2 separate regions of the Mus musculus genome follow, and region 1 is linked to region 2. A link is a loop called in an ENCODE intact Hi-C map of the cell type or tissue named here. Cell type or tissue: left cerebral cortex. All regions are shown on one strand. Links, peaks and the distances in the headings refer to the core of each region. The heading gives the core; the rest is flanking DNA.

Region 1 (5,739 bases), core at 229-5,228, 260 kb after region 2:
TATTTCTGAAAATTGAATTCTTTTAAACAACTGTGATACAACTGTCTATACTAATTTAATATACATTTAATAATTTAATATATAGTATAATTATATTATGATTTAATTATATTTAAATCTATTTAGAAAGATTATTTTCACAGTTGTTTAAAAGAATTCAATATAGTAAAAATTGCTATCTTGTCAAAAGCAATCTACAGATTCAATGCAATCCCCATCAAAATTCCAACTCAATTCGTCAATGAATTAGAAAGGGCAATCTGCAAATTTATCTGGAATAACAAAAAACCTAGGGTAGCAAAAACTCTTCTCAAGGATAAAAGAACCTCTGGTAGAATCATCATGCCTGACCTAAAGCTGTACTACAGAGCAATTGTGATAAAAACGGCATGATACTGGTTGAATGACTGACAGGTAGATTAATGGAATATAATTTAAGACCCAGAAATGAACCCACACACCTATGGTCACTTGATCTTTGACAAGGGAGCAAAAACCATCCAGTGGAAAAAAGACAGTATTTTCAACAAATGGTGCTGGCACAACTGGTGGTTTTCATGCAGAAGAATGTGAATTGATCCATTCCTATCTCCTTGTACTAAAGTTAAATCTAAGTGGATCAAGGAACTCCACATAAAACAAGATACAGTGACACTTATAGAGGAGAAAGTGGGGAAAAGCCTCAAAGATATGGGCACAGGAAAATATTCCTGAATAGAACAGCAATGGCAAGGATCTTTACCTATCCTAAATCAGATAGGGGACTAATATGCAATATATATAAAGAACTCAAGAAGGTGGACTCCAGAAAATCAAATAACCCCATTTAAAAAATGAAGTTCAGAGCAAAACAAAGAATTCTTACCTGAGGAATACTAAATGGCTGAGAAGCTCCTGAAAAAATGTTCAACATCCTTAATCATCAGGGAAATGCAAATCAAAACAACCCTGAGATTCCACCTCACAGGAGTCAGAATGGCTAAGATCAAAAATTCAGGTGACAGCAGATGCTGGCGAGGATGTGGAGAAAGAGGAACACTCCTCCCTTGTTGGTGGGATTGCAAGCTTGTACAACCACTCTGGAAATCAGTCTGGCAGTTCCTTAGAAAATTGGACATAGTACTATTGGAGGGTCCAGCAACATCTCTCCTGGGCATATATCCAGAAGATGTTCCAACTGGTAAGAAGGACACATGTTCCACCATGTTCATAGCAGCCTTATTTATAATAGCCAGAAGCTGGAAAGAACCCAGATGCCCCTCAACAGAGAAATGAATACAGAAAATGTGGTATATTTAACAACGCAGTACTACTCAGCTATTAAAAAGAATGAATTTATGAAATTCCTAGGCAAATGGATGGACATGGGCATCATCCTGAGTCAGGTAACCCAATCATAAAAGAACTCAAATGATATATACTCACTGATAAGTGGATATTAGCCCAGAAACTTAGAATACCCAAGATATAAGATACAATTTGCGAAGCACATGAGTCTCAGGAGGAAAGAAGACCAGGGTGTGGATGCTTTGCTCCTTCTTAGAATTGGGAGCGGAACACCCATGGAGGGAGTTGCAGAGACAAAGTTTGGAGCTGAGACGAAGGGGTGGAGTATCTAGAGACTGCCATATTTGGGGATCCATCCCATAATCAGCCTCCAAATGCTGACACCATTGCATACACTAGCAAGATTTTGCTGAACGGACCCTGATATAGCTGTTTCTTGTGAGACTATGCTGGGGCTTGGCAAACTCAGAAGTGAATGCTCATAGTCAGCTATTGGATGGATCACAGGGCCCCCAATGGAGGAGCTAGAGAGAGTAACCAAGGAGCTGAGGTGATCTGCAACCCTATAGGTGGAACAACAATATGAACTAACCAGTGTCCCCAGGAGCTCGTGCCTCTAGCTGCATATGTATCAGAGGATGGTCTGGTTGGCCATCAGTGGAAAGAGAGGCCCATTGGTCATGCAGACTTTATATGCCTCAGTACAGGGGAACGCCAGGGCCGGGAAGTGGGTGTGTGTGTGGGGGGGGGGTAGTGGCCGGGGTAGGGGGTGGGGGGTTTTTGGGATAGCACTGGAGATTTGAATGAAGAAAGTACCTAATTAAAAAAAATATGTAGATGTGTTCATAAGGCTACAAGCTAATTTTCAAGACAACTAGCTATCCTGAGTCACCAACATTAGGTGAAATAATATTACCAGTCTTATATTGAAAAGTAGAAATATATATTATAAGAACATACTATCCCCTACCAAAAAGTAAAATTCTCATTCATACAAACACACACACACACACACACTATACATATATAATATTTTATGCAATAAATTCAAGGAGTATAGTTTAGTTATGCAAGTGAATAATACAGCAACTATCTCTCCTTCCCCCCCACACACACTCACTTTCTAGTAGCAAGATTCAACACTCTTCATTTCACAGCAAATCCTTTCTCACTACTACTATTTCTTTTAAATACTGATTTCTCTATTACTCCTATCTGTAGGCATGGCCTCCTTCCTCCCTTTCTGTCATATGCACCTGTAAGAGGACTGCCTGGTTTTGAAACTGTAAAATCTAGCTTTTTCCATTACCATTCACATATCATAGATCTTTTCTACTTGAATTTGCTGACAGATGGTAGAAAACCCAGAACGAGGCTGCCTAAGCCATAGCAACAGAAAGAAGCAGAGGACAGATTAGACTGCAGTTTTCCAAGCCATCTGAGAACCTGCAGAATCACTGGGGTACATATTTCCAGCATCCTTCCTACTCTCAACAGACACAGTCAGACTACTTCTAACAATACAGAAATGCATTGTACTGGAGCTTAGAGAACACACCTGTCCAAGGTAGGAAAACAGACACAAGGAAGTAGACCAGTAAGTTCTAAGTCAAAACAGCATACTTAAGAAGAGGTGTCACAGCATCTGAGATGGTGTGTCACCTTAGACCCAGAAAATAGTTATATTTAGAAGGGCCCAGCCAGGAAGAGAGGGCATTAAGCCTCGCAGAGCATGGGCATGTCCAGCTGAAATCTTCCTGGCCTGGGATGGGGATGACATTAGTTGTAACTGTCACTATGTTACCCCACCTTCTCAATCTAACCTAAGAGATGTCTTCATATAAAACCTTGCCTCCGATGATGTCATCAGTTTTTCTGCAATTTAAAAGCCATTTCAAGCTCTTTATCTCCCTTTACATTATCTTTTACTATATTTCTCTTAAATTCTTTCTTATCAATAATGTCCTCATTCTCTGGCAAAAAAAGTAGCTAACAGCTTGACATGGAGACAAAGGAATCTCATGTAGTGCTTCACAAAAGAGACCGAATATACCCAATGATCCCTAACTGAGTGGAAATTAAAGAATCCCTGAAGATTGCTGAAAGAAGGATGCTGTTGCCTCAAATTCTGTCTCATACCCTCTGGATGCTTAAAGAAATGGACATCTAAAGAGAAAATTGCAGAAGTTCTCACTATAAACAGAAATTGTGCTTGGGAAGATGGACCTGGTGAGTGCCCCTCAAATCGCAGACCACAAATAGCCTATTTTTTCCCTACAAAAATAGCTTTGATCTGAAGCAGAAAATCATTGAAATAAAAATTGTTTTAAAGGAAAAAAGTAATGATTAGACACAGCTAGTTTGTAGGGTTTTTTTTTTTTAAATTCTAAAATTGTGTGTATTCTGAAAAAATAGTGGTGGTTTTAAATTTTACTTAATCATTAAGGGAAAGGATAAGAAGAAGGCATGAAGGTGGGGCTGTGTAGGGAGGGGGAATTGGTAATAGGGGGAGAGTGGGGGTAGATATGATCAAATTAACTGCATATATGTATAGAATTCTAATCTGTTTAAAAAGTGATTTGAATACTCTTCTACTAGTGATTAAAAAGCCAAAGTTGTAGCTGTATACAAACGACTATGTTCTAGATTAGCTCCATATTATGAGTCCTGTGGACTGGAAAGATGACTTACTGGATAAGGTGTTTTCATAAAGAGCAGACATCAGATCCCCAGATACCATGGGAAAACCACACAGCCGTGGCAGTTGCCTGTTATCCAGCACATGGGAGGCAGAGATAATGCATCTCCAGGGCAAGCTGGCTTGATAGATTAGTTGGGATCAGTGAGCTCTGGGTCCAGCCAGAAACCCTGCCTCAACAGAAAAACAGAAAACAATTGAGAAGGACATCCAACATTAACATCAGGGCCCCTCCGTAAGCATGTACACACAGATGAATGCACAAGCACACAAAAACAGTCACTCCTCCGTGAATGTGAATATGCACAAGTCACATGCATATCACACACCCACAAAATAAATAAAATTCAATAAAAGAAAAAGATGTATAATTCATAAAAGCATCTTAGTCTCTGATTTTGACAGGGACAAACCAAAAAAAAAAAAAATCTGCTTCTGAATGATGGGTTAACTTGGAAATCTGTTTTTCTGCAACTCTGGCTGTTAATGGGTTAATCCCGACCCTTCTCTTGCTCATAAGGGGCTCATTTCTTTATCTGTCAGTCAGAGAAACTCTGAAAACATCACTTGAGACCTGAGCTTGGCTCAGTACTGAAGGAGAGTGAAAACAGAAACTAATGACCTCATTTTTACCCTCTCTCACGGAAGGAAAACTACCTCCTCACACAAATGAGACAGGGAAGTGAGAAATCATGACTTGTTGCTTAATGCTTCTCGGGGGTATTGCTCTGAATTCCACAGACCTGCCTCTGCTGAAGGAATGCACAAACCCTTTAGAGTCTTCAATCAAATCCTCTGCAGCCGTTCTAACAAAGCCCCACTGTGTCCTCGCCCAAGCCAAGGGTTTGAATTTGGATCAGAAAGCAACTCCCAAATCTCTTCCTTATTTTACACGTTCATTTGTAGAGCGAGTTAGTGCTAAGGATTCTAGTGCAGCACATAGCGGCCAGAGATGTGAGTGTGTGACAAGCAAACCAGGGTAGCTGATTATAAACACAGAATTAAAGGTAAGCTTGTACACCCTTAAAGAATATTGATCAATGGAATTCACTGCGCTAAAACAATGGATTTGATGCAGAAATTCTCTCTGTACTTAGAAGCATGACGTGAATGAAATCAAAAGAAATAAGAGGAAGTTGGAATCTATATATCTGGGAGGCTACAAATAACCCATAGCATGGAAACATTTGATGGAATAATAGAAGGAGATTAAAGAGTCGGAAATGGCTTAGTGTGCTATTCAGAGGTCTACTTCATATAGGTACAACCTTCGAAGCTTAGTTTTCTCATCACAAAAAACCCACAAAGCATTCACACACACACACTCACACACACACAGACACAAACACACACACGTGCGCACACTTGTGTGTGTGCCTTAGTGCCTTTGGAAAAGTTATTTCTGTCCATGTTCCCACTGACTTTTTTTCTATACCCTAGGATAAAAAATGTGTAAAGTATACTCACACTTTATTTACTTATTTTCTTATTTATTTTTAATATTATAGTTGTTTCGTTCTGAAATTCATGAAACTGAGTCCTAGATCTTAGTTTCAGGTCCCACCATAGACACAGGCCCTATCTTCATCTGGCATGGTGATGACCAAAACCTGTTTGTCAATTGCTAGAGAAAGCCGAGGGGGAACTTATTTACAAAGAGATCGACGAAGTCACCCAGCTCCTCGGGGAAGCAAGTCTAGAAAATGGTTGATGGTAAAACCGTCTCTATGGCCATAGAAAAGGAAGCAAAGCAA
Region 2 (5,739 bases), core at 488-5,487:
AGCTGACTGTGATCATCCACTTCTGTATTTGCTAGGCCCCCGCATAGTCTCACAAGAGAGAGCTATATCTGGGTCCTTTCAGCAAAATTTTGCTAGTGTGTGCAATGGTGTCAGCGTTTGGAAGCTGATTATGGGATGGATCCCTGCATATGGCAATCACTAGATGGTCCATCTTTTTGTTGTAGTTCTTTGTGTTAGCTATCATCTACTGCAATTAGCTTCCATGATAAGCCGGGTGGTGGCGCACACCTTTAATCCGGGCACTTGGGAGGCAGAGGTGGGCAGATTTCTGAGTTCAAGACCAGCCTGGTCTACAAAGTGAGTTCCGGGACAGCCAGGGCTATACAGAGAAACCCTGTCTCAAAAATACCAAAAGAAAAAAAAAAAGAAAAAAGAAATAAAAAACCTTCCATGATAAGGGATGAGTATACCAATGTCATTAGTGATCATTTTACTGCTATGTTCATCTAGTAGAACAACAGTAGTAGGTTTAACCCTAGGGCTCATGACTTTACCAATCTCAGGTCCTTGGCTTCATTAATAGTGTCAGGTATATAGTGGACTATGAATCCAACAAACATAAACGTGGTTGGTTATTTCTGTAATGTTTTACCCATTATGAGCAGTAGTTATATCTTGCAAGCAAGTCACTATTATATCTCACAGTGTTGTAGCTAAGTGACATTTGTGAAAGACACTTTTCTGGTAGCATGTATACAACCTTCTAGCCTTATGAATGGAACTAAGTGGGGGTGAAACTCAGAGTTTATTACTTTCCACTTTTTCTTTAAATTCCTCTCAAAATGTCACTCTTTCAGCTTCATTTCCTATTCTTTAACACACACACACACACACACACATTTAAGAAAATAGTTTTAACATTTACAGTTTGAGTGAGTTCTTTATGTGCATCGTTATCCTGAATTCAAGAGGCGCAGATAGAGGACTAGAAAATTATAGGCTAAGCTGGACTTTGGAAATTTTGTAAAATTGCTTTGATTGTTGATGATCTATTTTTGTTTTATCTAGAGAATTGTGCTTAAATTAGCTATACTAATTTTACTGAAAGACTTATAGGATATGCTGAAATGATACCATTACTCCAAATGAAAGTGGAAAACTGAGTTTTCTATTATATTCACTAAAAGAAAATAATTTCCTCTCCTTGAGAAAGTAAAATAGTTAATACAGAAGGTTTTAAAGCAATTCAAGACAGAAGCAGTGGGATTTTATAGTGGAAGCTGTTATTATAAAAGAAGACATGTGAGCATTTCTGCTTACACTGATTGAGCGGCATTTGTACCTGAAATAATTATATATGCATATATAGCTACATTACACAATTTTATATCTAACGTGTGAAACAGTGATCTAAGACATTGAAAATCAAGCAGCATATATATGGACCTTGAATCTGCTGACACATGTTTGAGTCTTACAAGTATTTCCACTTATTGAAAGGTTTGCCAGATTTGGCATATGTTCAGACACAGACAGTGCTCAGGATTGCCTAAGTTGAAAAAATGGAGCTGGAATCCTGAAGTAAACAATATATTTAGAGTTCATATAACAATAATGAAGGATAAAGAATTATAGATAAAAAACTGCAGTGAATTGTGACAATCCCACATAAATGGTGATCAGCACAGCTCAGTCCCTGTTTGAAAGAAAATAGCTGAGGTTCATCAAACAACAACCAAAACATTTTGAAGGAACAGTCTCCATAATGAGAGGTCTGGTAAACCGCAGCTGCTATCTCTAGACAAACAAGAGAATCTCACGATCACCTAGTGTTTAGTGTGCTGTTCAGAAGAGTTGACCATCAAAATATTCACTCTTACAATAAATATGAGTTTTATGTTCCTCAAATAGTCTTAAAAGAAGAATAAAATCTTGCTAAAGTACCAGATGAAAATTATAAGACATCTGTCTGGACAGTCTGTTTATGAGTTCAAAAGTCTCATCAAGAAGGTAAAACTAATAATTGTCACCCAGCCAGAAGTCGCCAAGTAGAGAAAACATTCAAATAAGATCCTCAATAAGGATCATAAAGTTGAAACTACACATAATTGTCAAATGTAAGAATTAAAGCTAGAAATTGTCCACTATACATTGTCAGAATGAAATTGACTAGAAACCAGCAGAGAAAAGACTAGGCAAAACCAATATGAAAATTGTAGATGTCAAAACTTTAATATTTGTGATGGCAATAACAATGATCAAAGAGTACTGGCAGTTTATATATCTCAGGATATAAGAGTTAGAGAAATAAAGGATATGGATAATCAGAACTGTGCAAAGTGAAATAAAGAAAGGATAAAAATCAGAGGCAAATAAGTGATTTAGGTACTATGAGCTATGTGGGAACTATAAACCTAACATTTGCACAGGTAGAATCCATGAAGAGGAGAGAGAAAGAGGACCCGAGAAACTACCAATAGCTCAACATTTCCTAAACTTTAAAGGACAAATCTACATATCTAAGAAAATCAAGTACAGTCAAAACCAAAGACACATGAAAAATAATTACACCAATGTCCCTCAAAGTTAACTTTCTCTACATTACCTGTAACGAAAGCCTTATAAAAATGGAGATAAAAAGAATCAAATACAGTGAGAACTCAAAAGGATAAATAGATTTCTGATCAGAAACAGTTTAAAATGAGAGGTTAGAAGGAACATGGAGCCAAGTTGTACCAATTTAGGATTCCTACAGAATGAAACCATGTTCAAGATGTTTACTCTGTGGATCTCTCATGAGTTAACTGGAGAAACACTTACTGGACACTGCACACCAATAATTTCTACAAGGAGTGTTACACAAAGTCCTTATGTTCACGAAATTACAAAAAAAAAAAATGGGTGTCAGGATCTACACAAAGGAATGGATACTACTGAAAATAACTGGGTAAACACAAAGAAAAATCACTTCACATTGAAGGGACTGTAAAAGGTAACTGTTAAAAGCAAAAATAAATATAATAGAGAATTTGTTGCAAAAACTAGAACATTTGGTGGCAGTATATAATTGCTTAACAGGAGGGTTCTATAAATAAATATATTTTGTAAAGTCTTTATTCTGTAATTGAGTTGATACATAATCATAAAAAGCTGACAATTAATGGAAGATATTTATTATTGAATTTTAAAAATTAATTAATCCTTTAATCCCAGCATTTGGGAGGCAGAGGCCAGCCTGATCTACAAAGTGAGTTCCAGGACAGCCAGGACTATACAGAGAAATTCTGTCTCAAAAAAAAAAAAAAAAACAACAATAACAACAACAAAAAACAAAAAATTCATTAATATAGTAAAATAATAAGGTATATAATGAAAACAATAACAACAACAAAAAACAAAAAATTCATTAATATAGTAAAATAATAAGGTATATAATGAAAAATAAAAAATATTGAATTCACCTGAAAGGGGAAAACAATAGAAATAAAGAAAGGATAGAACAAATAAGAAGCAAGAGACAAGATGACAGGTGAAAATATACAACATGAATGAAACCATATTCATTGTGGACCACATTTCCAATGAGTGGACCAATGGCTGTGTCCAACATTCTTTTTTTTTTTCCATTTTTTATTAGGTATTTAGCTCGTTTACATTTCCAATGCTATACCAAAAGTCGCCCATACCCACCCACCCCCAATCCCCTACCCACCCACTCCCCCTTTTTGGCCCTGGCGTTCCCCTGTACTGGGGCATATAAAGATTGCATGTCCAATGGGCCTCTCTTTCCAGTGATGGCCGACTAGGCCATCTTTTGATATATATGCAGCTAGAGTCAAGAGCTCCGGGGTACTGGTTAGTTCATAATGTTGTTCCACCTATAGGGTTGCAGATCCCTTTAGCTCCTTGGGTACTTTCTCTAGCTCCTCCATTGGGAGCCCTGTGATCCATCCATTAGCTGACTGTGAGCATCCACTTCTGTGTTTGCTAGGCCCTGGCATAGTCTCACAAGAGACAGCTATATCTGGGTCCTTTCGATAAAATCTCGCTAGTGTATGCAATGGTGTCAGCGTTTGGATGCTGGTTATGGGGTGGATCCCTGGATATGGAAGTCTCTACATGGACCATCCTTTCATCTCAGCTCCAAACTTTGTCTCTGTAACTCCTTCCAAGGGTATTTTGTTCCCGCTTCTAAGGAGGGGCATAGTGTCCACACTTCAGTCTTCATTTTTCTTGAGTTTCATGTGTTTAGGAAATTGTATCTTATATCTTGGGTATCCTAGGTTTTGGGCTAATATCCACTTATCAGTGAGTACATATTGTGTGAGTTCCTTTGTGAATGTGTTACCTCACTCAGGATGATGCCCTCCAGGTCCATCCATTTGCCTAGGAATTTCATAAATCCATTCTTTTTAATAGCTGAGTAGTACTCCATTGTGTAGATGTACCACATTTTCTGTATCCATTCCTCTGTTGAGGGGCATCTGGGTTCTTTCCAGCTTCTGGCTATTATAAATAAGGCTGCTATGAACATAGTGGAGCATGTGTCCTTCTTGCCAGTTGGGGCATCTTCTGGATATATGCCCAGGAGAGGTATTGCTGGATCCTCCGGTAGTACTATGTCCATTTTTCTGAGGAACCACCAGACTGATTTCCAGAGTGGTTGTACAAGCCTTCACTCCCACCAACAATGGAGGAGTGTTCCTCTTTCTCCACATCCACGCCAGCATCTGCTGTCACCTGAATTTTTGATCTTAGCCATTCTGACTGGTGTGAGGTGGAATCTCAGGGTTGTTTTGATTTGCATTTCCCTGATGATTAAGGATGTTGAACATTTTTTCAGGTGCTTCTCTGCCATTCGGTATTCCTCAGGTGAGAATTCTTTGTTCAGTTCTGAGCCCCATTTTTTAATGGGGTTATTTGATTTTCTGAAGTCTACCTCCTTGAGTTCTTTATATATGTTGGATATTAGTCCCCTATCTGATTTAGGATAGGTAAAGATCCTTTCCCAATCTGTTGGTGGTCTTTTTGTCTTATTGACGGTGTCTTTTGCCTTGCAGAAACTTTGGGGTTTCATTCTTAATGGCTTATTTCCTGCATTACTCAAAATGAACCTATCAGGAGATGGCTTTCTTTTTATATTTCATAAATGTTTAGTAAAATAGTATCATTTTATTATTATTACTATTGGTTCTTGCTTTTCTTTTTTCCTTTTTCTATTATTAATAATTTTATTAGTTTATATTTCAAATGATAGCTTCCTTCCTGGTTACCACAACCCCCATCGCATCCCTTTTCTCCTGCCTGAGACTCCTGCCACTCCCTTTGCCTGCATCAGAGTGTTTCTGTGTCCACTCACCCACTTCTTCCTTACTGCTATAGCATCCCTGTACACTGTAACATCAAACCTCCCTAGGACCAAGGGCCTCCTCTCCCACTGATGTCTGAAAAAGCCATCCTCTGCTACATATGTATCTGGAGCCATGGCTCCCTTCATGTGTACTCTTTGGTTGATGGTTTGGTCTCTGCGAACTCTGGGGTGTTTTTGTGCAAATTAATTGGGAAACCTAGTGTTAGACTCAGAAAAACAGCTGTCAGATGCTGTTAAACACTGCTGAGTCCATTTCTGTGATAAAATGTTTCTTTTTTTTTGCCCCCTGTAGAGATGAATTGTATATTTTAATAGATACAAACCCTGTAGAAATGCATTATCTTCCTGCTGCACCTCTCTGAGATAATGAAAATAAAATGAGATAATCAAGATGAGATGGCAAAATG

What was found. Peaks named below come from ENCODE experiments on the same cell type or tissue, not always from the same donor. Only the 100,000 strongest peaks of a DNase experiment are listed, where the experiment ranks them.
Region 1: it touches region 2 in a loop (4-fold over the local background); 3 of 42 quality-filtered maps call a loop at or near these places.

What each region holds. Positions count from the first base shown.
Region 1 is chr16:51,116,964-51,122,702 of GRCm38, reverse strand. No RefSeq gene overlaps it. Among named protein-coding and RNA genes, the nearest start is that of Gm32431, 69 kb to the right of the region's middle. In left cerebral cortex, for the core only: no CTCF peak of the experiment used is centred there; a DNase peak (open chromatin) is centred at 2,664.
Region 2 is chr16:51,372,298-51,378,036 of GRCm38, reverse strand. No RefSeq gene overlaps it. Among named protein-coding and RNA genes, the nearest start is that of Gm32431, 320 kb to the right of the region's middle. In left cerebral cortex, for the core only: no CTCF peak of the experiment used is centred there; no DNase peak of the experiment used is centred there.